Linked DNA regions of Homo sapiens: all the other regions are linked to region 2. Evidence: read pairs that join two places in POLR2A ChIA-PET (ENCODE). Cell type or tissue: PC-9. All regions are shown on one strand. Links, peaks and the distances in the headings refer to the core of each region. The heading gives the core; the rest is flanking DNA.

Region 1 (10,235 bases), core at 1,517-9,516, 1.3 Mb before region 2:
TTTATTTTATTTTATTATTTTCTTCAGGCCAGATGTTTTTATTTTTATTTTTTGAGACAGAGTTTCACTCTGTCACTCAGGCTGGAGTGTTGTGGGTACAAATGGCTCACTGCAGCCTTGACTTCCTGGGCTCAAGCAATTCTCCTGCCTCAGCCTCCCTTGTAGCTGGGACCAGGTGTGTGCACTACTACATCTGGCAAATTTTTTTTACTTTTTTGTAGAGATGAGGGTCTCACTTTGTTGCCCAGGCTGGTCTCAAACTCCTGGCCTGAGGGGACCTTTCTGCCTCGACCTCCTAAAGTGTGGGATTACAGGTGTGAGCCACTGCATCCGACCTAGAGTATGTTTTTAAATTAAGTTTTTTATTTTGAGATCGCTGTAGATTCACATGCAGTTGTAATAAATGATAGAGAGTGATCCCATGTAACCTTTACCCAGTTCCCCCCACTGGTAACATTTTGCAATGCTGTAATATTAATACAATTTCCCAACCAGGATATTGATAGATTCACTGATTTTAGCTCTTATTTGATGTAGAGTATCTTTTTTTCTTTGGGACAGAGTCTCACTATGTCACCCAGGCTGGAGTGCAGTGGCATGATCTCAGCTCACTGCAACCTCCGCCCTCTGGGTTCAAGCAATTCTCGTGCCTCAGCCTCCCGAGTAGCTGGCACTACAGGCGCGTGCCACCATGCCTGGCTAAATTTTGTGTTTTTAGTAGAGACGGGGTTTCACCATATTGGCCAGGCTGGTCTCGAACTCCTGACTTCAAGTGATCTGCCCGCCTCAGCCTCCCAAAGTGCTGGGATTACAGGCGTGAGTCACCAGGTCCAGCCAGGGTACTTATCTTGTTTCTACTATCTTGCTATTATGAATGATGTTGTGATGTTGCTATGGATATTGCTGCATGAGTTTTTGTGTGGATGCATGTTTTCATTTCTCTTGGATATATACCTAGAGGCAGAATTCTTGGGTCATATGATGACTACACGGAACTATCAAACTGTTTTCTGTAGTAGCTTTACTATGTTACATTCCCACCAGCAATGTACGAGGGTTCCACTTACTCCCCATCCTTGTCAACACGTTGTGCATTTTTTTTTTTTTTTTTGAGACAGAGTCTTGCTCTTTTGCCCAGGCTGGAGTGCAGTGGTGCAATCTAAGCTCACTGCAACCTCCGCCTCCCGGGTTCAAGCAATTCTCCTGCCTCAGCCACCTCAGTGCCTGGGATTACAGGCATGTGCCACCACACCTGGCTAATTTTTGAATTTTAGTAGAGATGGGGTTTCACCATGTTGCTCAGGCTGGCCTCGAACTCCTGACCTCGTGATCCGCCCGCCTCGGCCTCCCAAAGTGCTGGGATTACAGACGTGAGCCACCGCGCCTGGCCATCTGTCCTTTTGATTATAGATTTTGATTATAGATCAAAATGGGTGCAAATCAAAGCCACAGTAAGACACCACTTCACACCTGTGGGGGTGAATAGGTGTGAAGTGGCATCTTACTGTGGCTTTTATTTGCACTGCCCTGATGGCTAATGATATTGAACATCTTTTTATGTGCTTATTGGCCATTTGCATATCTTCTTTGGATGTAGGTGGAAAACTTTTTTGTTTTTTTTTTGAGATGGGGTTTCATTCTGTAGCCTGGCTGGAGTGTAGTGGCGTGACCTCAGGTCACTGCAACCTCTGCCTCCAGGGCTCAAGCAATCCTCTCACCTCTGTCTCCTGAGTAGCTGGGACTACATGCATGTGCCAGCATACTAGGCTAATTTTAAAAATTATTTGTAGAGATGGGGTCTCCCTATATTGCCCAGGCTGGTCTCAAACTCCTGGGTTCAAGTAATCCTCCTGCCTTAGCCTCCCAAAGTGTTTGGATTACAGGCGTGAGCCACTGCACCCAGCCAAATCCTTTTTAAAGTCGTGAATGTACTTGATGACAAAGTGAATGTGACAAGGTATTTCCCACAATTTTATGTTAGAATAGAAGAAAAACATATGTTTTATGCAATTACATACTCACTCATTCATTTTCCAAGTACCTATGCTATTCCAGACACCAGGAAATTTAGAGAAGAAGGAGAAACCAGTTAGTTGATTATCAGAAATGGCATAGACAAGATGTTATAGTCCTCCTGGCACTTTTGTAACAGTCTGCTTCTGACTTATCCAAATGGTTCAGCTCCATTCCTGGCAGGGCAGAAAAGGCAATGAGACAAGGTTCCTGATTTCCAGTAGCTCACTATCTAGTGGGAGAGAGAAACACATAAATATGTCATTGCGGTCGCAGATGGTTATCTACCCACAGAGCTTAGGAGCACAGTGGAGGGAGCAGGTAATTCTGCTAGGCACCTAGAAGGGGTGCAGGAGGAGGTGACATTTGAATTTGGTCTTAAGAGATATTCAGACATTTGACAGATGGTGAAAGGAGAAGGACATTCTAGCCATCAGGCACGGCCTGGTCAAGGGCATGGCTGAGGATGTGAGAGCCGAGGGTGAGCAGAGACAGAGGGTGGAGGGGAGGAGTGGAAGGGAGTGGACCACGTCATGAAGAGCCTCACTAAGGAGCATCCATCTACAAACAGTCTCACTCTGCGCCCAGGCTGGAGTGCTGTGGTGTGATCTTGGCTCACTGCAACCTCTAACCTGACGGGTTCAAGCGATTCTCCTGCGTCAGCCTCCTGAGTAGCTGGGATTACAGGTGTGTGCCACCACGCACAGCTAATTTTTGTATTTTTAGTAAAGATGGGGTTTCACCATGTTGGCCAGACTTGTCTTGAACTCCTAACCTCAAATAATCCATCTGCCTTGGCCTCCCAAGAGATTTTTTTTTTTTTTTTTTTTGTAAGCAGAAGAGTGGTGTGGTTCGATCTGAGGTTTAAGAGATCACTCACAGGCAGCCAGTTGGATGGATTAAGGGGTCAGCAGGCCAAAGGGTAAATATTTGTGGCCTTGTGGACCACACAGTCTTTGTTACAACTTCTCAACTCTGCTGCTGTAGTGTGAAAGCAGCCATAAGACAATACATTTAAGTATTTCATTTAAGAAAGAACCCGGCTGTGTTCTAATGCACATGTATTTACAAAGCCAGGAGGTATGGATCTGTCCTGAGGACCATCATTTACCAACTCCTATATTAGACTAAGGTGGGAATGAAGGCAAGGAGACCACTGACTATGTGGAAATTCTCTCATGAATGGAGAAAATCAGAATGGGGTGAGGGAAGTGCAACCAAGGCAGAGGGTATCTTTCAGCCTCAAGAGGAGTCAGGTCCTCTACCTCGGCTGTGCTGGAAAGTGTGACTACACGCCTCACGGCCCAGCTCGCATTTCCTACAAAGCAGGCAGAACACCTAGTTATGCAAAGAGCATCACTCACAGCCACTGCAGCCACCTGGGAGGTGTGGAGCTTCTATCTGTGACAAGCCTGCCAAGGAACTCACAGGCCCAGGCAAGGAGAAGCCTAGAAAACAAGGTAGAAAGTCTTGGAAAAGCCTCATTTGGTCTGCGATGTAAGAAAACTTGATTCCAGTTAATTGAGGTAAAGAAGAATTGGTTCAATCTCATAGAATCCACAGGGGAGATGTGTGATTGGTCCCGCACTCTAAGAGCTGGAGAGCGAGAAGCAGGTGCCTCTTCTGGCCTCTGTGGGGCTGCACAGACTCTGTCTCCGTCTCTTCTGCAAAATTGGCATCCATGTGTGGACTGCTCATCAGTCAGTGTGGGGTGGAGACACAGAGAAAGTTCAGGAGTACATAAGTGGCCCCATAAAAACATGCACCCTACCACTACCCTGGAGGGCAGCTGACCGGGGGTGTCTGGTCCAGCCTCTCTAACAACTCCTGCACCTCTCTGTCCAAGCCCCTTCCCCTTGCTGGGCAAAATAAAGGGGGCAGTTTCGATCACTGGCTCTCAACTGGGATTTCTCCCAAAGTAGTAATGAGGTCGACTTGCAAGCATTTTTGGCTTTCAAAAAGCCATTTAAAATGCTCTGCTTGCTGATGAAAGCTGTGGTTTCTTTGCTCTCGGCTACGATTCTGTCAACTCAGGGTAGTAACACTGCTGAGCGCGTGCTGATCTGAAGCTCTGATTGGCTGCTGGTGACATAATAGGAAGGTCAGGAACGATTGGCTGGCAGCTGAGACCGGCTGAGCCACATACCAGGAAGGTGTGTTGGGCGTGAACAGAGCACGCTTAGAGCAGGAACAGAAGTACGAGCGACAGCCTACCAACATCCTTCAAGCATGGGGGCAGGGGAGGCATGTGTTAAATAACAGAGTCTTCAAGATAGTGAAAACTATGCATCATTTCTAGGGTCCTCTTTTGTGTAGCTCCTGTCTCCCCCTAGTCCCAGGTGTCTCTCCCCAGAGGGCTGGAGGGCCAGGCCAGGCTCGCAGACAAGTGGGTACATGTACCCCCTTCACTCCCAGTTCCCTCCTCTCTGCCCAGACCTGCTCTCCGCAGCCCTGAGGCGGGCAGCTGGTCCACCCTTCTCCCCTGCAGTTCTCTCTAGGCTTAGGACCCAGGTCCCTCCCTGCTCTAGGTGGTCTGGATGTCAGCATCTCAAGCTGCGGCCTCAGGCAGCAACAGGCACGCCCTTTATGAATTATCTGAGCAGAGCACAGCCACAGTGGGAGGAATAAAAATAACAAGAAACACAAAAGGTGCCTCCTTGAACAGGAAGAGACACTAGGGATGGGGGACTGGCTCACCTGGTGAGTCACCCTGCGTTCCCTCTTCTTGGCTGGCTATCAAAAGAGAAGAGAACACAGGCAATAACCTGTGGCCTCCAGGGACGGGCTGGGCGTTTTAGAAAGGCCCTGGGTTTGCAGAAGAGAACAGCACGCATGGTGGGGAGGCTGCTGGAGGTTGGGATTCTACGTCTGGCTCATGGCAAACCTGATGGATGACTTTGGGCTCTTTTCAGAGTCTCTGTTGCCTCATTTGTTTGTTTGTTTTTGAGACGGATTATTTATTTATTTGAGTCGGAGTTTTGCTTTTTGTCGCCCAGGCTGGAGTACAGTGGCCAGATTTGTTTGTTTGTTTTTGAGATGGATTATTTATTTTTGAGACAGAGTTTAGCTCTTTGTTGCCCAGGCTGGAGTGCAGTGGTGTGATCTCTGCTCACTGCAACCTCCGCCTCCCAGGTTCAAGCGATTCTCCTGTCTCAGCCTCCCAAGTAGCTGGGATTACAGGCGCCCGCCACCACGCCCGGCTAATTTTTGTATTTTTAGTAGAGATGGGGTTTCACCATGTTTGCCAGGCTGGTATCAAACTCCTGACCTCAGGTGATCGACCCACCTCGGCCTCCCAAAGTGTTGGGATTACAGGCGTGAGCCACCACGCCCGGCCTGTTTATTTATTTTTAATTTTAAAAAGTTTATATATTTAAGGGGTACAGGTTCATTTTTCTTACATGTGTATATTGTGTAGTGGTGTACCCATCATCACCCAAATAGTGAACACTTTACCCAACAGGTGATTTTCCAACCCTCACCCCCTCCCACTTTTTATAGTCTCCAGTGTCTGTTTTTCTTTTTCTTTTTTTCTTTTTTTTTGAGACAGAATCGCTCTCTGTTGCCTAGGCTGGAGTGCAGTTGTGCAATCTCAGCTCACTGTAAACTCCACCTCCCAGGTTCATGCCATTCTCCTGCCTCAGCCTCCGGACTAGCTGGGACTACAGGCGCCTGCCACCACAGCTGGCTAATTTTTTTTTTTTTTTTTGTAGTTTTAGTAGAGACGGGCTTTCACCGTGTTAGCCAGGATGGTCTTCATCTCCTGACCTCGTGATCCGCCCTCCTTGGCCTCCCAAAGTGCTGGGATGGCAGGCGTGAGCCACCGTGCCCAGCCCAGTGTCTGTTTTTCTACTCTGTGTGTTCATATGTACCTATTGTTTAGCTGTCACAAGTGACAACAAGCGGTATCTAGCTGTTTCGGAGTTATTTCACTTAGGATAATGGCCTCCAGTTCCATGTTGCTGCAAAAGACGTGATTTCATTCTTTTTTTTAATGGCTGAGTATATCCATGGTGTGTGTATGTATCACATTTTCTTTATCTGATCCTTGGTTGATGGACAGTATATCTGTGCGATTGTGAACAGTGCTGTCATAAACACATGAGTGCATGCATCTTTTCCCTTTGGGTAGATACCCAGTAAAGGGATTGGAGTCTAATGGTAGTTCTATTTTTAGTTCTTTGAGAAATCCCCATAATGTTTTTCATAGAGTTGTCCTCCTTTATTAAGCCTCCTATTCAGGGTGAGGCACTGTGCCAGGGGCTCTACATACATTGATGCTAATCTTGAGAATCATCCTGCCAAGTAGGGTCTTTATCGTCTCCATCTTAAAGAACAGGAGGCAGTTCCGAGAGATTAAGTAACTTGCCTGCTGTCACACGGTATACTCTTGATTCAAACTCAGGTCTTTCTTTCTCTCTCTTTTTTTGGAATGGAGTCTAGCTCTGTTGCCCAGGTTGGAGTGCAGTGGTGCGATCACAGCTCACTGCAACCTTCGCCTCCCGGGTTCAAGCAATTCTCCTGCCTCATCCTCCCGAGTAGCTGGGATTACAGGCACACACCACCATGTCCAGCTAATTTTTATATTTTTAGTAGAGTTGGGGTTTCACCATATGGGACAGGCTGGTCTCAAACTCCTAACCTCAAGTGATTCACCTGCCTCAGCTTCCCAAAGTGCTGGGATTACAGGTGTGAGCCACCATCCCTGGCCAAACCCAGGTCTTTTTGATTCCAAAGCCCCCAAGTATTGCTTATTTTATTTTTGATTTGCTTAAAAAAAAAAAAGCTAGTTAATGACTAGCACTTTGTGAACTATTTTTCTCCCAACATTTTTAATTTTTTATAAAATTTAAAAAATAGAGGTGGGGTCTCGCTATTTTGGCCAGGTTGGTCTTGAACTCCTGGCCTCAAACAGTCCTCTTGCCTTGGCTTCCAAAAGTGCTAGGATTACAGGCGTGAGCCACCGTGCCCAGCCCCACCCCGACATTTTCTTTTTTGACTACCATCAAGTACTAGCAGAACATCCAGACCTGTTGGCAAACAAGCAGTAATGGAGACACTTGGAAACTTGACCCTGAGTAGCTCAACAGCTTGTTTTCTCCATGAGCCAGTAGGCTTCTAGCTGTGATTTCATTAATTTATAACAGTATGCACATTTAATTAAGCAGAATGTTTCTTGCCCAACCTAGATGCTAAATCCATCAATGTGTTATGAGCTAAATTGTGGTTCATACAATGAGAAATAGAAAAGTCAGTGTTGGGGGCCGGGTGCGGTGGCTCAGCCTGTAATCCCAGCACTTTGGGAAGCTGAGGTGGGTGGATCACCTGAGGTCAGGAGTTCAAGACCAGCCTGGCCAACATGGCGAAACCTCGTCTCTACTAAAAATACAAAAATTAGCAGGGCATGGTGGTGCATGCCTGTAATCCCAGTTACTTGGGAGGCTGAGGCAGGAGAATCACTTGAACCAGGAAGGAGAGGTTGCAGTGAGCCAAGATCATGCCACTGTACTCCAGCCTGGGAGACAGAGCAAGACTCCATCTCAAAAAAACCAAAACAAAACAAACAAAAAAGAAAAGTCAGTGTTTCATCATCTTATGCAAAGGAAGCTATAATTTCCAGGTGTTCTGCCACCTACAACAGGTTTGAGCACTCTTGTTCTCCGACTCTATGAACGCACACTTTGTGCACAGGAAAACTTCCTGGATAAAACAGAGCCAGGCAGAGCTCTCTCACCACTGTAGAATGAAAGTTGCTTTCTTTGCTTCCTTGGGAATCAGAAAGGTGCTCTGCCCCTTTCTATGTGCACCTGGAAAGTTCTCCATCAAACCAAGCTGACAGGGAGGCTCTCCAGCCTGCCAATAAGAGCAGTGACTGAGTGCCAGAGGGACTGTTACCTAGATGGCCAGGCTAGCCCAAGATGGACAGAAGAGGGAGCACTTTCCGTAAAACAGCCACATGTCACAGGCCCCAGCTGCCGCCTGCAATCCTCTGGCTCCCAAGACTGCCCAGGGCCCTACTGCTCTCCCTGGGAGGTTTGTCTTGGTCTATTTGGGTTGCTATAACAAAATGCCATAGACTGGGTGGCTTATAAACAACAGAAATGTATTTCTCAGTCTGCAGGCTGGGAAGTCTGAGATCAAGGCACTGGCAGATTCAGTGTCTAGTGAGGGCTTTCTGGTTCATAGATGGCCACTTCTCATTGCAACTTCACATAGAAGAAGGAAGAAAGGATCTCCCTGGGTCTTGCTGATAGTGTCCTAATCTGCCCTCATGACCTAATAAATTCCCAAATCCTCATCTCCTAATACCATCACATTGAAAGCATTTTTTTTTTTTTTTTGAGACGGAGTCTCGCTTTGTTACCCAGGCTGGAGTGCAGTGGTGCGATCTCGGCTTACCGCAATCTCCGCCCCCCAGGTTCAAGTGATTCTCCTGCCCTCAGCCTCCTGAGTAGCTGGGATTACAGGCGGCTGCCACCGTGCCCGGCTAATTTTTGTATTTTTAGTAGAGATGGCGTTTCACCATCTTGGCCAGGCTGGTTTGAACTCCTGACCTCGTGATCCACCCCCTCAGCCTCCCAAAGTGCTGGGATTACAGGCATGAGCCACCGCGCCTGGCCTTTTTTAATATTAAGATGCATTATTTTTGTACAGGCATTTTTTTTGGTTGGGGGACACACAAATTCAGACCATAGCAAGGTTCCAGCCATAAGCCAGAATACTTTCCTTATAACTATCACTGAAGGACCACTGGTCAGCCCCCACGTTTGCCAGGCTTTGGGGCCCTAGTCCCCCTCTTCCTGTCACATTCCCCGCCACCACCCTGGTGATTTCCGAAACCCATGTGAACAACTTACCCCTCGACTGTCTTTCAGGACAGTGTTACAATTTCACCAAGGTGGCCAGGACCTAGCCATTCTGCAGTCACATCTCCAACACTTGTGTGCAAATGGTTATAGATTTAGAGAGATGTGTGTGCTGAGTTTAAATAAAGTCACGCCACTGCACTGGTGGAAGTAACTTAACTCAGATTCAGATACAATCATTATTTACTGAGCTCCTAATGTGAGCTGGGTGTGACCATCTCTGTCGTCCCATTTGATCCTAAAGATAACCGTTTGCGCAGCATTATTCACAATAGCCAAGATATGGAAACAACCTAAGCGTCTGTTGACAGATGAACAGATCAAGAAAACGTGGGGTGTGTTTATGTATATATACAGCCATGCACTGCATGCCTGCCGATGTTTCAGTGATGGACCACAGACACAACAGTGGTCCCATAAGATTATAATACCGTATTCTTACTGAACTGTTTCTTTTTTAAGAGAAGTGTGTGTGTGTGAGATCAGAATTTCAGTGTCCCCATGAACTCAGTACATTCTACACTTGTCTTCCAGCTGTTTGCAAATGTTTTTCTTTTGGTTGGTAATTTTTTTAGAAATAGATCTTTTATTTTTTAATTAATTAATTTTTTTTTTTTTTTGAGATGGAGTCTCGCTCTGTTGCCCAGGCTAGAGTGCAGTGGCCTGATCTTGGCTCACTGCAAGCTCCGCCTCCCAGGTTCATGCCATTCTCCTGCCTCAGCCTCCCGAGTAGCTGGGACTACAGGCGCCCGCCACCACGCCCGGCTAATTTTTTGTATTTTTTTTTTAGTAGAGATGGGGTTTCACCGTGTTAGCCAGGATGGTCTTGATCTCCTGACCTCATGATCCGCCCACCTCGGCCTCCCAAAGTGTTGGGATTATAGGTGTGAGCCACCGCGCCCGGCCATTTAAAATTTTTTTTTTAGAGACAGGGTCTCACTATGTTGCTCAGGCTGGCTTTGAATTCATGAACTGAAGCAATCCTTCTGCTTCGGCCTCCAAAGTAGGTGGGACTACAGATGTGGACCACTGTGCCTGACTTACTGTACCTTTGCTATGTGTGGACATGTCTAGACACACAGTGCTCACCACTGTGTTAACAACTGCCTCGGTATTCAGCACAGTAACCTGCTGTACAGGTTTGTGGCCTCGGAGCAGTAGGCCATCCCATGTAGCCTAGGTGTGCAGTGGTAGGTTAAGCCATCTAGGTTTCTGTAAGTGCACTCTATGACGCTCACGAGAAGAAAATTGCCTGACAACGCATTTCTCAGAGGGTATCCCTGTCATTAAGTGACACGTGACTGCAGAGACAGACCATCCAGGACTTAACGCTCTTTCGACTTTACGATGAATTGA
Region 2 (10,235 bases), core at 1,216-9,215:
CCCCTGAACGAAGACTCGATGCAGGGAGAGGGGGCGGCAGTCACTAGCAGAGATGGGAACCGAGGAGAGGGAGGTGAGGCTGGCAGGGCTGAGGCAATGGTGAGGCCCACGGGTGAAAGGGGAAAGCAGCCATAAGGGAATTTATGTGTGCTCCAGGCAGTGCCCAGAGCCAGAGAAGTGGCGGCTCTGCTCTGCTCTGCCCAGGACCTCCTGCCCATCCCAAACTCAGCTCTGGGCTCTTCCCGGAGATAGACAGCACGAGCCAGGGTGTGTCCAGAAGGCGTGGGTGGGGAGGAGGCTGGTGACCCCTTCCTCAGCCTCAGGGAGTCCTGGTCTCTGCAGGCTGTCCAGAGCTGGGGAGCAGATGGGTTGTGAGGCTCAGAGGACAGGGCCAGGCCACTTCAGTGTGTGGGTGGGTGGCAGCGAGCACCGCAGGAAGGATGGTGCCAGTTCCAAGTGGGAACAAATGTCCTCGCGTCAGAGCTGCCTAGGCATGGCCCAGGCTGGGAGGTGGTGAGCACTCTGTCCCAAGAGGAACGCCCACTGGCCCTCCTGCAGAGGGGCATCAGATGGCTAATTGTCCAGGAAGCTCCCTGGAAGCTCTCAAAGGCTGGCTGCCAGCTGAGCTGTTCACGGCCCTCCTGCCCAGATGCAGCCACGGTGGGAAGGCAGAGGGGGGCAGGGCCAGGGCAGCCAAGGCCACCCCACTCCTTATCAACCAGCACCCTGGGCCCCATGTGTTCCAAGTGAGCTGCCCTGGCCCACGAAGAGGCTCAAACGCCCCATTGGCTCTCAAGGCACAAAACGATCTTTCTTTTTCAATATAATGCCAGATGCAAAAGTGATCTTCCTGCCTGACCTGAGAGGGGCTGTGGATTTATCAGGGCACTGCCCTGTACCCAGAGCAAGGCCTTTGTCTGCCAGGGGCCCAGAGGTGAGTGCCCAGAGAAAGGCCAGCCAGGGAAGACGCAGGGAGGGGAGGGGCGGGGAGCTGGTTAAAGGGTCTCATCCACCCTCCAGAACTACTGTATCCCCACACGCATCTCACAGGCGGGGAAACAGGGGCTCAGGGAGGCTGCCTGTTATACAAACAGCCAATGCCTCAGCAGCACCTACTGCAGCTGGGGGAAGCTTACAGGCATTGTCTCATGGAAGCTTCAGAACGTCTCTAAGAGTCACGTCCACGGTAGGAAGGGGCTGAGCCCAGTTTTGAACTCAGGTCAGCCTGATTTCTGAGCCTGTGTGCTTCCCACTTCATCACGTTATCCCCCTAAGCCCCCACGCTGAGACTCAGAGGACAAGGAGGGGGTGCCACAGCCATGCACCCTGCTGGATGCCAAGCCAACAGAACCCAGTGATGACCTGCCAAGAAGCCCGCCCAGCTGGCATGGCTCCCCCCCAACTCTACAGGCGAGGAAACAAGCCCAGAGAGGTTTAGCAACTTGCCCGAGGGCTGCACATCTCACAACCTACCGTTGTGGGCTCTAAACCCTGGGGTGCCCAGCTCCCAAGCTGTTCTGTCCAGGATACAGCCTGCAGCCAGGATCGTCCCTCTCAGAGTCCTCGGGCCAAAGTTCCAGAGACCCTTCTCCCGGCTCCTTGACTGCGGTCGCCAAACCCCTGGGCAGAGGGCCAGGGCTGGCAGGCGCACAGCTGCTCCACACACACCTCTCGCTTTTCCAGATGTGAATGGGACCCAGCCAGGGGCAACAGGCTCACTCGGAGGGGAATCTGAAGACGCAAGTGGAAAACTATGCGCTGTCCGATCGCAACCCTCCAATCTGTCCCTGTGGCCGCCGGCAGCTCCGCCTTGGGCCACAGACCTGCTGACTCAGGGCTTCCCTGGCAGCCGAGGGGGCTGGGATCCGCAGAGGGCCTGCTCCTGGCTGGCTGGCTGGTTGGGGCGTGGCCTTAGTCCTTTCAGGGGCTCTCAACAGAATGGGGTAGGGGTCGGGAGGGCAGAGTGCTTCTCTTGGAGCCCAAGGCCCATCCTCCCCAGTTAACCACAGGGGCGCCTGGCAGTTATGGGTGCTAAGAGTGGGTTTGGGACAAACCCAGTGCCAATTATGGTGCCCACACCCACCCCACCACTCTCCTCTCATTGGTGGTGAGGAGGCCACCCGCCAGTGCTCGTGACACCCCTGTGAAGCTACCTGTCTATCACCACTTGACAGCCACAAAGCCTCCCGTAAGGCCCCGCCCCACAGCCCCGTCAGGTGGCCGTGCCATTCAATGAGGAGACTGAGGCACAGAGAGGCCAGTCTGCCAGGCTCTGTGAGGCGGTGCTGCTTCTCCTACAGACCATGTGGGCAAACGGCAGCCAAGAGGGAGCGAGCGAATCACCCTTGGACAGGGCACAGCGGGCCTCCCAGTGCCGAGCCCTCTGCATTCTGTCAACAAGCCCTGAGGTTTCCAAAGTGCCAATACCTGGAAACCTTGGGACAGAAGGGGACTCAGGAAAATCCAGCTGTGGTCACAAGGAAAAGCACACGGAGAGCTCACCAAAGTCCAGGACTCACCCGCTGCCTGGCCCAGCTCCCAAGTCACCCACCCAGGAGGTCTATCCCGGGGTCTGGGGCAGGGGCAGGGGCAGGGGCAGGCAGCCGCTGACTCACTCCAGGGCTGAGCTCTGCCTCTCTCCTTTCCCACAGCCAGCCGGCATCCTCATCCCAAGAGAACACTTTAGCCCTCACTGTCTGCCCTGCTCCCTCAAACCTGCCCAGGCCCAAGACCCGCCATTGAGGCTGAGGCCCAGGGCCCCAGGCACTCTCACCCAGCAGCAGAGACAACTATGGCCACTGTAATTATGGTTTCTTATTACAGTGAGAGTAAACTGTGTGGCTGGGTTTCCCCTTTCCCTTTGGCTGCCAGGAAACTTGGCAATTTTTACCCCAACAGAAGAACCTCAGGACCCTGTATATCTCTGTTCTGTTCTATTTTTCTACCCTAGCTCATGACATCCTATTCTAAATTGTGCTTTTTCCACTCCTGATTCTTTTTTTTAGAGATGAGGTCTTACTGTGTTGCTCAGGCTGGAGTGCAGTGGCTATTCACAGGCATGATCATCACACACTACCCTTGAACTGGGCTCAAGCATTCCTCCTGCCTCAGCCTTCCGAGTAGCTGGGACTAGAGACATGCACCACCATGCCTGGCTTCTGATGTTTTTTATTAACTATTTTGTTGCAGGTATTTTCTGTAAGCTGTCACAAGTATTTTGGGAAGGAAGGAAGAAAGGAAAGAAACAAGGAAAGAAGGAGAAATAGAAGGAAGGCAAAAAGGAAGGAAGGAAGGAATGCTTATAAAGTTTATACACCAGAGAGTGAGGGCAGAAAGAAAGAGGGACAATCTTTCAATCCCTTACCTGTTGCAAATCCACCCCTTTAAATAAAATAATATGCCCTTAGGCGGCATCCAAGTACAAACACATCTTCCAAATAGGTGGCTGCCCCTAAGCCCTTCCATATACAAATTCGGGCCCCGTGTAGTTCCCCTTTACAGATGGGGAGACCCCAGCCTTGCCTGAGATCACAAGGGACCTGGCTTCCTGCGCCCTGGTCTCCCTCCTTCTGGCAGCTGCAGAGGCCGCAGCGATCACAGATGGTGTCCCCTCCCCAGGGGGCCAAGGAGCTCTGCTCCACCCTTTCATTCTCACCATGCAGGCGCCATTCCAGATACCCCCACCACCCCCCACAGCTGTCCAGCTGGGGAGAAAGCTCAACGGCAAGGGTCATCGTATCCAACACTGACTGAATGCTGGCACCGCACCGGGCCCTGATCTTAGTGTGTATTACCTCACTGAATCCTCAAAACAATCCTAAAAGGATCTGCAGATGGGAAACTTTGGCTAGAGGTGAAGCCGCTTCACACCACTAACAATGCCAAAGCCAGCATTAAACCTGGGCAGCCTGGTGTCTGAGTCCGGGCTGAGCCCTCAGCCACTCAGTGACTGACGTTTACGGTCACACGAAGGAATCACTACACCAAGCGCTGAAGGGACGCGTGTGAGCCCCATTTCGCTGGTGGGTAACAGGCTCAGAGATGCTGTGGGGCAGGGCCAGGGTCACACAGCTGTGCCCTGTGCCAGCATGTTATGTAACACATGCTGCACCTGCCCCTGGCGTTCCTTTCCTGAACGTGTGCTCTGGATCCCAGCCGAACGTGTGCTCTGGATCCCAGCCAATCGCAGCACACCCCCTGGTCATTGTTCCACTCTCCTCCTCCCGCTCCACCAGAGACTGAAAGTTGCTCCAGCTCCCTCCATCCCAGCTCCTTCCTGGACCCTGTACAGCCATGCAAACCATCCGGCCCAACAGTCGACAGCCAGGCAGAGCAGCCATGCACGCGTCCCGGTACCTGAGTGTCCTCACAGAGATGCAGTACTTCCACATAAGGCTCCACACGGCACTGCCATACCCCTTCATGCCTGGCTCGGTGGAGGAGCGAGTGGCCAAGGGGCCCACCACCACTGCCCCACCACCCAGAGTCTCCTCCTGGCCAGGGAACGGCTCTCTTCACGGATTTTCAGGTCCCTTCCTTCTTCATGGTAGGAAGAAGAAAGAAAAGCCCCCAAAGTTAGGGAAAAGAGGAGGCACTGGCTGCCACAGGCCACTGCAGGGCTGAGCCACAGGCCCCACTATCCACCGGCCAGCCTCTGTGCCCTGGTCCTGTCTAGCTGCTCCAGACCCTCCTGGCCAAGCGGCCCTCACACACTAGACCCTGTGGCTTCTGCACAACCTTGCGCCTGCCTCCTGCCAGGAGACAGCAGTGGCTGCAGGCCAGGGGAGCAGTGAGTCACTCAGGGCGGGATGGGTGAGGGGCGTCCGCCGGTGAGGAAAAGCTCAGCTGCCGGAGCCCAGGGGCTGGCCCTGCGTCCAGAGGCTGGCCTGGGATGGGAGAGGCGAGCTCAGAGAGAGGGAGGCGGGCGGGGAGGCGAGGGCGGGCCCACATCCTCCCCATTTCCCCAGAGGCTTAAACCCAACTCCCGCCCTGCAGCCCAAAGCCTGCAGCCCGGCCCACCGACCAGCTGGCCAAGATGAGGGTGGAGGAAGGGGCTGCTCTGCCACCTCACTCCTAGAGAAAGCCTGGGGTTGACACAAAGCAAAATAAAGACAAAATCAGGGCTGCTCCTCTGGACAGTGGTTGGCCCTCCAAGGGTCTCCAGCTGGTGAGTGAGACGGTTTCCAGCTCTGGCTGGGCCACTTCTTTGCTGTTTGATGCTGGGCGTGGTCAGCCCCCTCCGGCCTTAGTTTCACCTCAGGCTACTGTGGGCTTGTGGAGCTCTGGGAATTGGCCTAAGCCCTCCTCAGGCCAAGAACTAACTCATCCAGTTCTCCCAATGCCCTTAGAAAGTGGATTTTATGATTAGTGTTGGTTTACATGAGACACAGATAGAGGAAGTCACTTACCCTAGGTCACAGACCTAGGAATTGGTGGAGGTGGGATTTGAACCTTGGCAGTCTGGCTCTAAGAGCCCACGCTGGAGTCAGGGTGTAAGCTGGCTCCTCTCTGTAGGGATGGAGTGGGGTGGGATGAAGGGCTGGAGCCTCTGAGCAGCTGAAGGCCTTGGGGTCTGGGCCCAGGCTGGGTCTGGGGCATTTCCAGACTGAGGCCCCAGCTTGAGCCCCCACCCTGGTCTCCACCAGCTGCTCCCAGGCCCAGCCCAGGCCAGGCAGCTGGGGCTTCCCAGGCAGGGCCCCCAGGGATAATGACTCACGGATCAAGGTCAACACTCACAGATCTACTTTTCCCCACCTACAGCCCCCAGGAAGTCCCCCAGAAGGGCAGGTGCACCCAGCACCTGGCACCCAGCAGGGCCCTGGGCATCATGTATAGTGGGCAGCAGAGCTTCCATTTCACCGGGGGAAACTGAGGCTCAGAGAGGGCCATCACCTGTCTGCAGAAACAGGGAGGGTGGGGCCAGGGCTCCAAAGCCTTGCTCTGTCCCCAGGCCCCACCCCCGGCCTGTGCAGAATGGGAAATCTGTCTCAGATTCCAGCCTGATTCCCACATCAAGGATTAGCAGCTGCAGGCTTCTCCATCCCCTGAGCCAGGAAAGAACTTTTAATCCAAAAACAAGATAGGTTTCTACAAAGGCTGTGGCCTCCCTGGGGGACTCGGAAACCCAAATTCTTCTCCCTGTCATCAGAGGAGGCTTCACAAGCCACCACAGCAGACCTCCACCTGCCACAGGGGCTCCTCCACAGCATGCAGCGGGAGTGGCTGCCCAGCCTCTTCTTGAACACCCCCAATGATGTGAAGCTCACTACCTTTCAAGGCTCCCCATTCCTTGTTTTTTCTTTAAGCTTCCCCATTCCATCATGGAACCCCACTGACCTAAGGAAACTCTCCCTTGGACATTACTTCCCTGTCACTTTTCATACTGGCCTCGGTTCCTTGTGCCACACAGACTAAGGCCTCCATTCAAATGTTTATCTGGCCTGTCCTCCTAGTAGGGGAAGTTTTCACAATGTCTTTTGTGGGTGGAAGTAGCCTCTGCTTACCCGCTTTATCTCTACCCACTGATTCATATATTCACACATCCACACACCTTCCTCTCCAATGAATCATCCATGGATTCATTAATCCATTCACATATCCATCTATCATCTTCCTTCCTATCATCCATTCATTTATCCCCTCATCCACCCATCCATCCATCTGTTCCCTCACCCGCACATACACCCATCCATCACTCCATCCATCCATCCATCCATCCATCCATCCATCCATCCATCCATCCACCCATTTATCCACCCACCCATCCACTCATCCACCCATCTGTCCATCCATCCACCCATCCATCCATCTGTCCATCCATTCACCCATCCACATATCATACGTTGTCTGCATATCATTGTAAATTTGAATTCATTGCAAATGAGCCTTAATTCATCCATCCATCCACCCATCCACCCACCCATCCATCCATCCACCCATCTGTCCATCATCCATCCACCCATCCGTCCATCATCCATCCACCCATCCGTCCATCCATCCACCCATCTATCCATCCATCTACCCCATCTGTCCATCCACCCACCCATCCACCCATCTGTCCATCCATTTGTCCATCCACCCATCCATCCACTCATCGGGGACATGTCACACTCTATCTGTCTTTGCCATCCTCGGGGGCTCATCCTTGAGAACAGGGCACTCCTTACTCATCTTTGACTCCTTTGTCCCTACACAAGCTACTTCCTCTTGCAGAGCCTCAGTTTGTCCCTTTGCAAAACAGGAATAAAAAATCTCTGCCCTCCAGGCTGTGATGAGGAATGAGTGATACCACAACTGTGTGACCCTGGGTATAAGACTTAACCTCTCAACATCACTGTCTGCAGGACAGCATGGCCAGTTCTTGAAGTGAGAGTTCATAATGGTTTCTGAAACAGAGAGTGCACTCAGTAAATACCAGCTGTCACCTAAAAAGCCCCTGGCACTGCCGGGCACGTGTTAGGTGCTCAGTGCTAGTTGCCCTGTAGGACACAAGGAGCCCCAGAAAGAGTGGGGGAAGCGAGGGCAGGTCTGCGTGGAAGCCTTCACCCCCTCAGCCATTCCATCTCCCCAGCCACAAGGCCAAAGCCGGGCTCTGCAGAGAACTGGCTCGCCCTCCAACCTCAGTCCAGTGACTCACACAGCCCGCTGGGGATGAAGTCACTGCCGCCCAGGCAAAGGGAAGGACACATTTGTTCCCTGGGAGATGCTGATGCCATTGTGAACTTGGCCTTTGAGGGCAGGGCACAGCTCAGGGACTGTGTGCACTTGAGGAAGGCAGCAGGCACAGTGGAGGGACAGTGTTGAAGGGGACCCTGCTTGGGGAAATGAGGACTGGAAGGGGTGCCCCCTACTCTGGAAGCTTAGTGAGGGTCAGTGAGCCTCTGTCTGGCCTCTAGGCCTTGCTGAATGTGTGCCCTCTCCTCGCCTGTTGAGATGTGTCTGCCTGTGGTCTTAGGGCCTTGAGACCCTCTAATTTCTGCCTCTGGCTTAAGGGGCAAGCCACTGTTCCACATCTCTCATCCACAAAATGGGCACACTATACTCGACTCCCGCCTGGGGAACTGCAGGTGACAGTATGAGACCTCTCCTTACTCACTGGGGGTCCGTGCAGCCTCTCCTATTCCACCCACTCTCCCATGCTGACCGTCACCCACAGGAGACCAGGGTGGGGTGGGCAAGGCCCTTTGCCATCTTCTCTCTGCATTGAGCTTCCTGACACCCCCAAGTGGCCCCCACTCCATCACAACACCCCTGAGCCCTCCCAGATCTCCAGGCCTGTCCACCCTGGGCCAGGAATTCTGCACATATTGCCCAGTTATTCTCCACATGCCCCAGTCTGCTCTGGGCCCGGGACTGCAGCTCCCAGGCTCCCACTGCCTCCTGGTTCCTGACGGGGTGGCCAGCAGCGGCCCTGGCAGGAGGTCAGGAGGTGGAGGAGAGAATGATAGGTCAGGGTACTCGTTGCCTCAGCTCTGTCCTCGCTTCCTGTGCCCCTCGGCAGCCACAGTCCTGATGGGTGGCTGTTTGCACCCAGGTCTCTCTCTTTCTGGTTCATGAAACTGTTCTCTCCCCCAACCCTCTGGCCCAGGGCTGGTTAGGGTTCCCCCCTTCTGCCAGCCCAGGTGTCCAGTTCCCTTAACCCCATCCCACCCTGCACACAGCCCCATCACGGGCCACACTGCAAGGGAGCTTGTGTAGTGACCCATGTTTCCTACCAGGACCCAATGCTCAAGGCTCAAACTCAGACGACACCTCCTCTAGGAAGCCAATTTTCCATTGGCTTGTTCCTTCACCCAGTCAACATTCATTAATTGGCTTACTCTGTGCCAGATATCACTTGAGGATTTGGTGAACAAAACTGTGGAGCCTGGTGGGGCTGGCCTTCCTTCTGTACCAAGGGAGCAAATGAAAACGATTTCCCACAGTGGGCTGTGCCATGAAGAAGGCGTATAAACTAGATCATTTCTCTGGATGATACACTTCCCTTCTCCAGGAGTCCATCCTTTTTTGCCCTGCATCCTCTCCGTTCCCTGAGCCTGGACTGCAGCCATTTCTTCCCTGCACTTGGATGACCTGTCTCTGCATCCCTCCCTCACTGCTCTGAGAGCTCACATGAGCAGGTGAGGAGATCTATGTAGCTTAGTTCTTTGCACAATCACCCTATGAAGTAGCAGTTATTATCTCCCCAGTTTTTTTTTTTTTTGTTTGTTTTTTTTTTTACCAATTAATAAACTGAGGTTCAGATGCTGAGGTTAGTTACTCAGGATGATATATAAACCCAGCTCTGCCTATCTGACTCTAAAGCTAAAGCTCTGGAGGCTGAAAACAAAATAAATCACTTGTCATTTATATCTGCAGTCTTCCAATGGTGCCCAGAGCCATGCAAGGCGCAGGAAGGCACATACACCGAGTTGGCCGAACTTCAAAACCCTGGATCCCCCTTCTCAAGAAGCATTGGCCTTTTGAGGATGGGTGCTGGAATGCCCGTTTTCCAAATGGAAAAATGAAAGTCCAGGGTGCTGAGAGCGTTGGGTCTTGGAGGACAGTAGTGGGCTCCCAGCCTCCCAGGCAGCTGGCATCCTGAGTTCCACCATCTTGTCTCGGGCCTAGGATGGCCACTAATATCCAGTGCGCAGGCAGGGGCTGGGCACTCACTTCAGGGCAGGAGCTGGGAAAGAAGGCAGAGAAGAGCTTCCGCAAGTCCATCTTATGGAGCACAAAGGGCCAGCGTCCAAGTTGCCAGACTTGGCCTGCAGGGCCTCACTTTACTTGCTGTGCAGAAAAGAGACCGCAAGGGGGCAATGGCCAGGCAGGGGCCAGGGAGGAACTGTTGCTTGGACTGGGGTGGTGGACAGGAAGGTGAGGACAAGAGGTTGGATTCTAGAGACATTCTCAAAGTGGAACTGGTAGAAATGTCTGATCAATAAGATGAGGAGGTGAGAGAGAAAAGAGGAGTGGAAGATGATGCCTGGGTTGCTGGCCTGAACAACTGGAAAAATGGAGGTTCCATCCACGGTGACAGGGACACAGGGATGGCCAGTGGGAGCAGGTTTGGAGGGATGATGAGGCAAGGCAGAACGGGGGGACTCCGACTGGTCAAACAGAACAACTGTGGCTTGGCTCTGGCTGATGGCTGCTCTGTAGGAATAAGGGCTCTGATTTTTCAGATATCAGAAATCCAGGTTTTTACGTAACAGCTCTTGATTTTTATATGTTTGCAATAAATTCAAATTTAC
Region 3 (10,235 bases), core at 1,132-9,131, 63 kb before region 2:
AGGTGGGGGCACCGAAGCCTGGAGAGAACAGGGGCTCAACAGTCACATAGCTGATGCGCAGCCCAGCCTGGCAGAGCCCCGTGACTCTGGAGCTGTGTCCACAGCCCTCCTCTGCTCTGCAGCTGGGTTGTGGAGACACCAAACCACTATGGAAACTGTGAGTTTCTCCACCGTACAGACACATGCTCACTGTGCTGAAAACACTGTCCTGCAGGCCTCAAGTCACCAAGGAACTTGAACTACCAAGATCAGCCCCACCCCTTGAGAATGCCCTGGGCTCAGCTCTCTGTGTGTTGCTTCAGCCCTGTGCCTACCCCACCCTCCCACAGTCCCAGGAGGCCTGCCGGGCTGGGCCGGGCATTGGCGGAGCCTCAGAAAGGAAGCAGGGGGCAGACTGGCTCCGCAGGCTGGCAACCTGCACTTTCACTTGGGCCGAGAGCCAGCTGGCAGGGGGGCTGTGAGGCTCTGGATAGGGGGCCGATGCCAACACCCTGCAATCAACCCCAGCCAGGGCCTCTGCCTGGTGAGGTGTCACTACAACAGGCATCACTATCAGTGCCACAGAGGGGCCCCAATCTGCCCGAGGATCTCACCCCACATGCTGGGGACCAGAGCACCAAACCAGGGTAACAGGCTTAAAACAGGAAAAGTCAACCCCTAACGCCAATCCTGCAGCCAACCCCAGGACAGGCAGCCTTTAAAGAGAGGGGCTGGGCAAAGCCCTTTATTCTCCCGAGCGCCACCGGGCCAGGGCCAAGGTGAGGATGAGGCCCATCCCTCAGGGACCCTCGGCCTTGCCCCTGGGAGAGTTGGTCAGGAGACCTGGCACCTGCCCAGCTGCTCCCCATAAGGAGACCTCGGACTGCACGGAGCTCTCTGGAAGATAGATTCTGTGTGGGGGGTTCACGAGGTCTCCAATAGAGACTGGCAGCCCCTGGCCCAACTTGGTCCACAAAACATGCTCTCTGTGGCCCAAACAGTGTTTCAAAAACTAGAACGAATCACTAACATTTCAGCAACTTAAGATTTTATATGAAAATCTAAGTTTCGGACTCATCTTGGGGACCTGACCACCCTGGGTCCATATTCCCACTTGATAACAGTCAGACAAAGCGAGGTGGCAGCCGCATCCATCAGACAGCACATGTTCTGTCACCACCAAAGTCCCCACCACTGCCACAGTCCCCACCACTCCTTATCGCCCACCCACACCTGGGCCACCCCTTCTCTTCCTGCCTATTGACGGCATCCATGTTTGCCTATGATGCTTACACAGGACCAAAATTCAAGGCCCAACGCAAAGAACAGAACTAGGATCTACAGTTTGGGACCAGTTGTTCCCAAGAAACCTAATTTAGAACACCAATTCCCGAGAGGCAGGGTTCAAGAACTCCCACAGCTCTGCATGGCTGGTGGGAACACCAAGGCCTTCTGCTCCACTGGGTCCTGTGAGTGTGTGGTTTTTACAAGGCTCTAGCAAATTAATACCGTCGCAGTGACCACAATCCACAATCCCATGGTCATCATAACCACCAAGCCTCAATTCACCAGACGCCCTCGTTCCTAAGTTTCCTAGGGTTAGAATATAATTTTCAAAGCCATCTGATACCTGGTGTTTATTCCAAAACTGGATTCTAAGAGGATGTTCTTGGGTTCAAATTCAAGCTGTTCCCACCCTCGGCAGCCCCCTCTGTCCACCTGTGAGAATGCCAACCTGAGTTTGGAGGAATGCCCAATGGCTCCAGAAGCGTCCCTGGGGAGTGTGGGGGGAGCTCTACGTGCAATCGGGAGACCAGGTCTCTCTACAGCTCCCCTACTTCCAGGCTGAGTGGCCCCAGGCAAGTGCCCTCCACTCTCTGGGCTTCTGTGGTCTCATCTTCACAACGGGTGTCACTCCTGCTCCGCTTGCCCAACGGGAGCGTGGGAATCGAGGGAAGACACACTTTACCAACTGTAAATCCCACGTGGAGCTGTTTCTGCTCTGTGCCATCAGCCAGAGAGGAAAGGCTCAACGCCCTTAACTCCTCAAGTCTTGTGGCTGGGCTTGTCCAGGTCAGAAAGAGGGACATCAGGAGAAGTGTTCCCCAGCCCAGCGCCAAATTAAGCCCTGAGGGATCAGGAAACGAGATACGTCCATCTCTGTGCCTGCATAGAGGGCTTTATGCTTCCAAAGGCCTCCTTCCTTCCACTCTGCCACAGCTTACCTGGTCTCAAGATACAAAGTTTACAAGACTGCTTCCCTTGCCATGACCTCATCTGCATGGCCTCACCTTCTCCCCTTGTTCCTTTACTTTCTTCATTAACCATTCCTATAGCCTGCCCTCTGCCAGACGCTTGTCCCTGGCTAAGAAGGGTGGTTCTTGTTGGTTCTGAGTGCACGGAGATGACCAGAAGCTTCCAACCCCTGGGCTCACTCGGAAAGATTTTTCAGAATATACACACGCACAGAGCCAAAAATCTTCCCGGCTGAGCCAAATTAAATACAGAGGCCTCTAGTTATTTCCATACGCACCAAATGGACTTAAATAAAGCAGTTCTCTGTGGCAGGCTCCAGCAGAGAGAGCTAGGCTGGGCCCCAGGGACACCCCAGGAGAGCCAGGCTGGAGGCACAGGCTGGGGAGGCTGGCTCTGGACAGGGTGTGGACAGAGAGGAGGAGACAGATGCCCATCGCGCAGAAGGCCTTCCTCATGGCCCGCCCTGCCAGCCAGGGCCTGTGGTGGGGCCATCTTGGCCCAGACAATCTTGGTCTTTTTTAGGTGCATAGCAAAACTGAAAGGAAAGTATGGCATTCCCATGTACCCACTGCCCCAACACAGGCACAGCCACTATCAACATCCACACTAGAGTGGCACGTTTTTACAGTCCATGAACTACGGTGACACATCATCATCACCAGGGTCCACAGTCTACATTCGGCTCCACACTTGGTGTTGTAAACAGCAACCTTTTGAAGCAGGTACTATATCATCTTCCCATTTTGTGGATGAAGAAACTAAGGCACAGAGAGTTGATGTAATTTACCCAAGGCCGCGTGACTCACAAAGAAAGTGAGGAGGGGTGAGGCTGGCTGAGGCCCCGGGACACCTCCCTGCCTGTCATGTTCTTACCTCTGTGGGGCCAGCCCACCACCCTATCTAACCATCGAGCTCCCCCTGCCCTTGCAGGACCTGGTGCAGGTGCTGCCCAGACCTGCAGCACGGCAGCTGCCAGGCCCCACAGCAAGTCAGCAATCTGCCCACAGCACCCAGCACAGGGGCACAGAAAGGGTCTTGGGGACAAATGAAGGCTGGGGGTAGGAAACACTATCCCCCTCAACCTCCCCTACCTACAACATTGGCACACAGAGCTCTTCCCCGGCAACTGTCTGGTACCCAGCAGGCAGGAGCTGTGTGGCCCTGGGCAAATGACTTGGCCTCTCTGTGTCTGTTTCTCAGTCATAAAATGGGAGTATTGTCCACCCAGCAGGGCTGCTGTGAGGGCCATATAATAACACACACAAAATCCTCAGCCTGGGGCCTGTCACCCAGGAAAAGCAGAGAGTAGCTGCTGCCACTGTCACGATTTAAGACTGTTATCACGTCGCTGCACTGCATGGTGCCATGGGTGCTAGAGGGAGGTGAGCTGGCCAAAGAGGAAGAGGTCTGAAGGAACATAGACCATCTGATTCCACACTAGCACCCATACCTGGGGAGCACGAGGGGTGCCTGGCTGGGATGTGGCCATGCCTAGGGTGTGACTTTGGCTTGTTTTGGCTTCTAAGCCAACTAAGCTGGGTTGGGGGCACTCTATGTACCAAGCACTGTGCTAGGAGCTAGGGTAGCAAACACACTCATACTGAGGACAGTGGCTGAAATGTGTTAGCACTTGCTACATGCCAGGCTCTAAGCCCAGCACTGTGGGGTGGCACAGCACCGGGTGATGATGACAAAGGTGAGTAAAGGTGACGGGAGCTGTCTAGGATGACTTTGGTATTCTGAGTGAAGCCCAAGAGGATCAGATGATGTCATGGAAGAGAAGCCAATTTGGGGAGAGGGAGATAATATGTGTCCTTTGGAACTTACAGATTTGCAGGTGCCCATGAGACCCCTAGAGAGGGTTGCTGGGTGGGTGGCAGGATGTCAGGGCCTGGGCAGGAGCCAGATCAGAAACCCCAGGAAGGAAAAGACTGTGTGAAGTAGAGAAGGAAAGAGGGCTGGGCAGAGGCCCAGGGACCCCCAGTGCTGAATGGCCACCCAGGGGCCCAGCAAGACGAGGGGCTGACAGGCCTGGGAGGGTGGCAGGGGCGCAGCCTGGCTACACGTCCTGGCAAGGGGAAAGCCAGGGCAACAGGGAGACCCTGCGGAGCTTGAAGCTGAGAGCCACAATACCATCCAGGGGACCCCCAATCCGATGAGAGAGGCTGACAGCCCATTCCACACCCCGCCCTCCAGAGGTCCTAGGCAGATGGAAGAGAAGCGAGTTCTCCTACCCTGACCCAGGAAGGCCCTGTCTGATGGAGGAGTCACGGGCCTAGCCTCTCCCAGTCACTTCCAGACACAGGGCATCCCAAATGGGTCAGACACCACTTGGTCACCAGGCTGGGAAACTGGCTCAAGCTCAGAGTTCCCGAGTTGGGCCAACAGAGCTAAGGGCTGTTCAAGAGACACTGTGGCCTGCCCCAAGCACCCGCCCCAGTGACATGACTTTTCCAAGGCTAGAAATGAGGCCAACCATGAGACAGGTCCTTGATATAAAATCAACAAAACGTCTGGGATTAAAACTAATCTCGAGCAATGAAATAAAACTGCACATAGGGATCATTATACCATTCTACTTTTGTACGTTGCACATTTTACATAACAAAAAGCTAAAAATAACGCTAAGACTCTGCTATCACATCAAGGTCCATTATCTTCTTGGGCCATTTTGCCATTTTTACGAAGCACAAACAAAAAATCTCAAACCCTGCTCATTTAAATGACGGCTCTGAGAACAGTCAATGGCCCAGAGGGAACAGAGAATTCACGTTCCTGCGACCGCACCTCCCCCTCCCCCAGCAGCAGAGGAAAGAGCTGCTTCCCCAAACACTTCCTCTCCACCCTACCCTCACCCCATGGAAATAGCGGCACTGCAATGGTATAACGATGACGGCTGGAGAGAATAGCAGTGCAGTGGGTAGGGGTCATCACAGCAGCTGCCATTTACTGAACACCTACTAGGTGCCGGGCGCTACTCCAGCCTCTCTTTCCCATCATCTCGGGTGGACAGTCGTCCTGATCCTGTCAGGAATCTGAGGATCGTTCTTAGCCCAGATGACTTCCTGGGGCTGGCGAACATGTTTTTGAGATTGTAGGCACTGGGTAGAGCTTCCAAGGATTCTCCTTCCACTCTGCTGATGGTAGTGCACCTCTGTAGCCATCCACGGTGGCTGTACAGGGAACCCAATGCTGCCACTGGAGTGCGCACAGCTGGGGCCTGCAGGTTTTGTCTCTCCGGCTCCTCCTTGGCCCCCTGCTCCTCCCTGCCTCTGCCTCAGGCTGCATTCTAACAAGCTGCTCCCCAGCAATGCCAGGGAGGGGAAAGAGGGTCCATGCATTTACCAGAGGACCAGGTCTATATTCTGCAGAGCTTGAATTCGTCATTTTCATTTTCTAGCCATTCTTTCCTCATCTGTCAAATGAGAATAATGCCAGTGATTTCACAAGGTTCTTGGTTCCAATCAGACAGGTATGTGTGAAGTTCAAAGGCCATCCAAATGCCAGTATCATCATTTTCATTCTGTAGCCTGTTCTAGCCCCAGTCTCAATCTTGTGCCAACTTAAGACCCACCAAAAACAGTTGAGGCTTTGCCCAAACCCAGCTGACTCCCCTTCCCCTTCCTGCCGGCACGCATAGTCACCTGTTTTGTGTCTACCCACACTGCCTCTCCCTCCATTGTTCCCATTTGACAGGCAAGGAGGCAGCAGCTTGCAGTGGGGACCACCTTGCCCTGGCCACACATCCAGGAAAGGGCAGAAACAGGATCCAAGTTTCTCCAGCTCCAGATGGCACCTCTGCCCACTGCAGCAAGCTGCCTCCCCTCCCAGGCAGACAGACCAGCTGAAGAGGACAGAGCAGCAGAACCAGGGACTGAAGGCCACTGCCCCTGAGGCCAGGCTCTGCAGCTTTGGGCCTTATTAGGCTCCAGAAGCAGCCCCAGGTACCACCAGGAAGCCAGACCTGCCCAAAGCCTCAGAAGCTCAGCACAGGCCACCAGCTGAGGGCTCCAGACGCACCACAGCTCTGCTCCATCTGACACAGGGCTGGGGGCCTCTACCTTGATGTCCTAACACCTCAGGGTGTCTCACACATGGTGCAGGCCATTTGCCCATTCCTATCTAAAGAAATCTTCATCCCAGCCCAACTGCAAGCTGCCTTACTTTGCAATTTCCCCAATCCACAGGCAAAGCGATTTTCTTAATACCCTTAACCATCCACTTCTTTGTGGGCTGTTTGGACAGCACGCTACAAGCACAAGCTAAAGTCCATGGGCTTAGTCACTTCTTACTGTGTCTGCCATCTGTCATACCACCAACAGCCTGCAGCCCTTTAGCCCTTTAACTTCTTCCCCTCACCACTATCTCTCTGCACCCCTCTCTTTTAACCCTGGTCCTGTCTGTGTGCCAAAAAGATAAACAATCCACTCCCATCTAGGAACACATCTCCCCAAACAAGTAATACGGTCCAGTTCCACACAGTCAAACTTCTCGGGCCTAAAACATCAGCTAAAGGATGCCATGTTTCTGGTGCTGACTATGCACTGTTGAAGCACTCACATGGATTCATTCATTTAATCCTCACAACAACTCCATGGCCTCCTCCTGTCATCCATCTTTTACCAATGGGGAAACTGAGGCACAGAAAGGCTAAGGAAGGTGCCCAAGATCATAGGGACAATGAGGAGCAGAGCTGGCTTTAGAGTTGGAGTTAGAGTTACAGGTAGTCTGACTACAGAATCTGCCTCCCTAACCATTGGGCTAAACATCCTGCATCTGCAAATGACTACAAGGATCAAGAGGCTCATTCTTCTTCTCACAGATGTGGAAACTGAGGCCCAGGGAGGGATGGGATGAGATGGGTGACTGACGCCAGGGCTCTAGGGAGGCAGACGACCAACGGTCAATCAGGGCCAGTTCTGGACAGGCCTTTCTGAAAGGTTTCCTCTCTCAGGATGGGAGACCTTTGAGCTTAAGGGCAGCCAGAATAAGGACAACAATGATCACAACTAACATCTACCGGGCCCTTGCTATGTTACTATGAGACACCGTTTAATTGCTTTACATGTATTCATGCATCTCATGATTATACCACCTACCCTCCCAGCCAGAAATAGAAAAGCAAACACCACTGGCTTCTGTAAATGGCATCAGGGAGAAAGTATTCATGTTGGCAGACAGACTCTGATCCGGTCTGGGCAGCAGGGGATTTTGGGAGAACCCTTCCAGTTTGTGTGAATGAGGAGGACTCCTCCCAGCTGGGGACTCGTTCCAATTCTTCCAGTTTATTAATGATCCCTCTCCCCTCCCATGGGATCCAGTTCAGCACCCACACACCTGTGTGTCCTCTAGTGATTCAAAAGCCCTAGCCTTGGGTTTCCTCACCATGCAGAAGCCTGTCATGTTCGCATGGGTCCCTCAGTGAGTTAGGGGACAGTCAGTTTTAGTCCTCAGGACCCTGCTCCAAGCAGAGTCTTGGCCTGGGGCTGCGCACAGCACACAAGCATGCTACCCTCAAGAGCCTGCAAGTGCAAAGGACACTGTCCCAGAATCCTGCCGGAGAGTCTGGGGATGCAGCTCTTGGGTTCTGTGGGGAAAGAGACAAGATGCCAGGAAGGCCCGGTGAGTGGTCATCAACCAGCTTGTGGGCTGAGACTTCTGAGAACATGTTGGGAATCCTGATACCTGGGGATACCAGACATCTGTTGTGGCAGTATAGGGAAGAAGCAAAAGGCTCCATTCATGGTGGTGACATATTTTGCCAAAGATTATTTAATCCCAGAGGAAGCAGAGCCTGGCCATGAAGTACACAGACCCTGAAGCCAGGCAGGCGGAGTTCAAACGCTAACTCTAGCACTCTAGCAACTTTAGCACTAAATGGCAACTGTTGCTATTACTATTACTACTGAGCTTTGAACAAAGAGGAAAAAACAAATGCAGTCACAGTGTCTCATCTTTAGAAACAGGGAGGGGACGCTTGCTATGGTTCTCCATCGGGACCTTAAGTTCAAATCAAACTGTCACCATGTCAGGAAACTGCAAACCGAGGAGATAAAACGGAAAGAATGGGCATTTCCTCCAAGGAGCAGCGAAGCTGCAGGTACCTATGAACAAGGCAAAAAAGAAATTCAAGTCAGAGCAGCTGGGACCCCAAGAAGGAAGATTTCACAAAAAGCCACACAGGCTCTAGAAATCAGTCTTCAACCTCACAAACGAGCAAAAAAGAAAACTGTGAGGAATCATTTTAACTCAGCAACAATTTCACAAACGGGAAAAGGTGGTAATAATGATGATGGTGATAACAGCTACCATTTGTTGGGGATCTATCTGTATGCTTTGGTCACCAGGCAAAGCTGCACATCCCCCACCCCCTCCCCAGGGGTTTCTTTTGGCTCCATTTCATGGATGAGAAAATCAAGACTCAGAGATGGAAGGCAACATATCTGAGGCCACACAGCCAGGAAGAGGTGGAGTCAGGGTTTTGTGTGATCCCCAAGTCCTGTGCTCTGTGATGTACCATTTCACACTACTAACCTCAGTGCTTCTACATCTAGCCCAGGGCCTGGTACAAAGTTGGTGCTCAGTAAATGTTTGTTGTGTGCATAAAGGAACACAGGAAAGTGAAAAGCTGCGTGTCCCCTGGGTCATACACATCTCTCCAGAGAACAACGCACTCCTCCAAGCCCAAGACAGCATGTGTGCACTTGTTAACACCTGCATTTATGGATGCTTTCATTCACTGACAACTGGCTATGTCCGCCATGAGGCCAGGCGCTATGCTAGGCAGGCATCGGGGTACTAGCCACAGGGCCAGGACTTGGAGGGACACTTGCCCAATTCAGGGTACAGCCATGGCAGCCAGGATAGTGGCAGGTCCAGGTGGCATCATGCCATACTTCAACCATAAATGCCATCAATTTCCTCTCTGCAGCAGCTCATGCAGTGGGAGCAGCCAGATTCTCTAAGGCCATGCCAATTAATTCTTCAAGAGCCTTAATGGCCTCTAAACTCATTACAATTTGCTTTTGAGGACAAACAATAAATCACATTCAACAGCATTTGAGCATACTCCCCCTACACACACACACACACACACACACACATGCTTCCATGGGAGATCTCTCCCAAGGCCTCCGGTGGTGTTTGAGCCCATCTGGGCTGTGCATCATCTTGCCCCTGTGCTTACTGGGCGGATATTCCACATGTCATCATAATTCAAAGGAAATTTACAAAACAGGAAGCAAGAAAATCCAGCGGGTCATTGGTGCCTGGGAAGAGCAGAGTGCTGACCTGGACAAACATGGCATTTGACTGGAGTCCCGAGGATGGCCAGCTGTGCAGTGGCCTTCAGACATCCACATTCTCAGAGCACTCCATGAAGCAGTGTTATCATTCCCTTTCACAGAAGGGGAAACAGGCTTGGAGGGGTGTGGTAACTTGCATACACTCACGAAACTGAGCTGGGACTTGAAACAAAATCTGTTTGCCTCCCCAGGCCCTTCTTTCCTTAAGTCTCAAGCTGCCCTGGATTCCAGATTATCCTGGTAAACCAAGATTCCACAGTATGCAGAGTCCAGACAGATAAAACCGTATGCACACACAGATGCACACACATGCACACACACATATACTGAGCTCCTGCAGCCCTGGGTACCCTGTCCAATACTGTCCAGAAACATCTATTTGCCCAGTTGTCACACTGTTTGACTATGCAGCTGTCAGTCCTGTCCATGTTTTTGAACTGAAGCTGTGTAAATATTAGCGCAACCAGTTCATAGTCCGACTTCCTTGAGTGAAAGCCTGAAAATCCTAGCAGGGCTAGCCAGGGCCTCCAGAGGCCTCCATCACAACATTGGGGTTCTCCTGTAGGCTCCCCATGTGATATTCTGGCCCAGTCTCTGGGTTCTCTTAGTGTGTGTACCCTTAAAAAAACGAGGATAAGAAGAGTCCTGTGTTTCACAAGGCTCAAACAGCAAAGTGCCACACACGCTCTTGGAAAG

Evidence for each region. Peaks named below come from ENCODE experiments on the same cell type or tissue, not always from the same donor. Only the 100,000 strongest peaks of a DNase experiment are listed, where the experiment ranks them.
Region 1: POLR2A ChIA-PET joins it to region 2 with 5 read pairs; 1 of 35 experiments calls an interaction of 5 or more read pairs at or near these places.
Region 3: POLR2A ChIA-PET joins it to region 2 with 7 read pairs; 8 of 35 experiments call an interaction of 5 or more read pairs at or near these places.

What each region holds. Positions count from the first base shown.
Region 1 is chr3:11,766,533-11,776,767 of GRCh38, forward strand. It overlaps a transcript of TAMM41 not described here. Among named protein-coding and RNA genes, the nearest start is that of TAMM41, 75 kb to the right of the region's middle. RefSeq lists an enhancer at 7,823-8,117. In PC-9, for the core only: CTCF peaks have their summits at 7,928 (motif pointing right) and 8,136; DNase peaks (open chromatin) are centred at 4,129 and 4,729; H3K4me3 peaks cover 1,494 bases; H3K27ac peaks cover 2,841 bases.
Region 2 is chr3:13,017,677-13,027,911 of GRCh38, forward strand. All of the region lies in intron 1 of IQSEC1 (IQ motif and Sec7 domain ArfGEF 1), which reads right to left. Among named protein-coding and RNA genes, the nearest start is that of IQSEC1, 51 kb to the right of the region's middle. RefSeq lists enhancers at 1,177-1,974, 3,661-3,860, 4,111-4,190, 5,091-5,150, 5,671-5,770 and 4 more and a silencer at 7,393-7,522. In PC-9, for the core only: no CTCF peak of the experiment used is centred there; DNase peaks (open chromatin) are centred at 4,825, 5,265, 5,695 and 7,645; H3K4me3 peaks cover 2,439 bases; H3K27ac peaks cover 2,856 bases.
Region 3 is chr3:12,954,989-12,965,223 of GRCh38, forward strand. All of the region lies in intron 1 of IQSEC1 (IQ motif and Sec7 domain ArfGEF 1), which reads right to left. Among named protein-coding and RNA genes, the nearest start is that of LINC02022, 75 kb to the left of the region's middle. RefSeq lists enhancers at 3,215-3,715, 5,093-5,142, 5,263-5,342. In PC-9, for the core only: no CTCF peak of the experiment used is centred there; no DNase peak of the experiment used is centred there.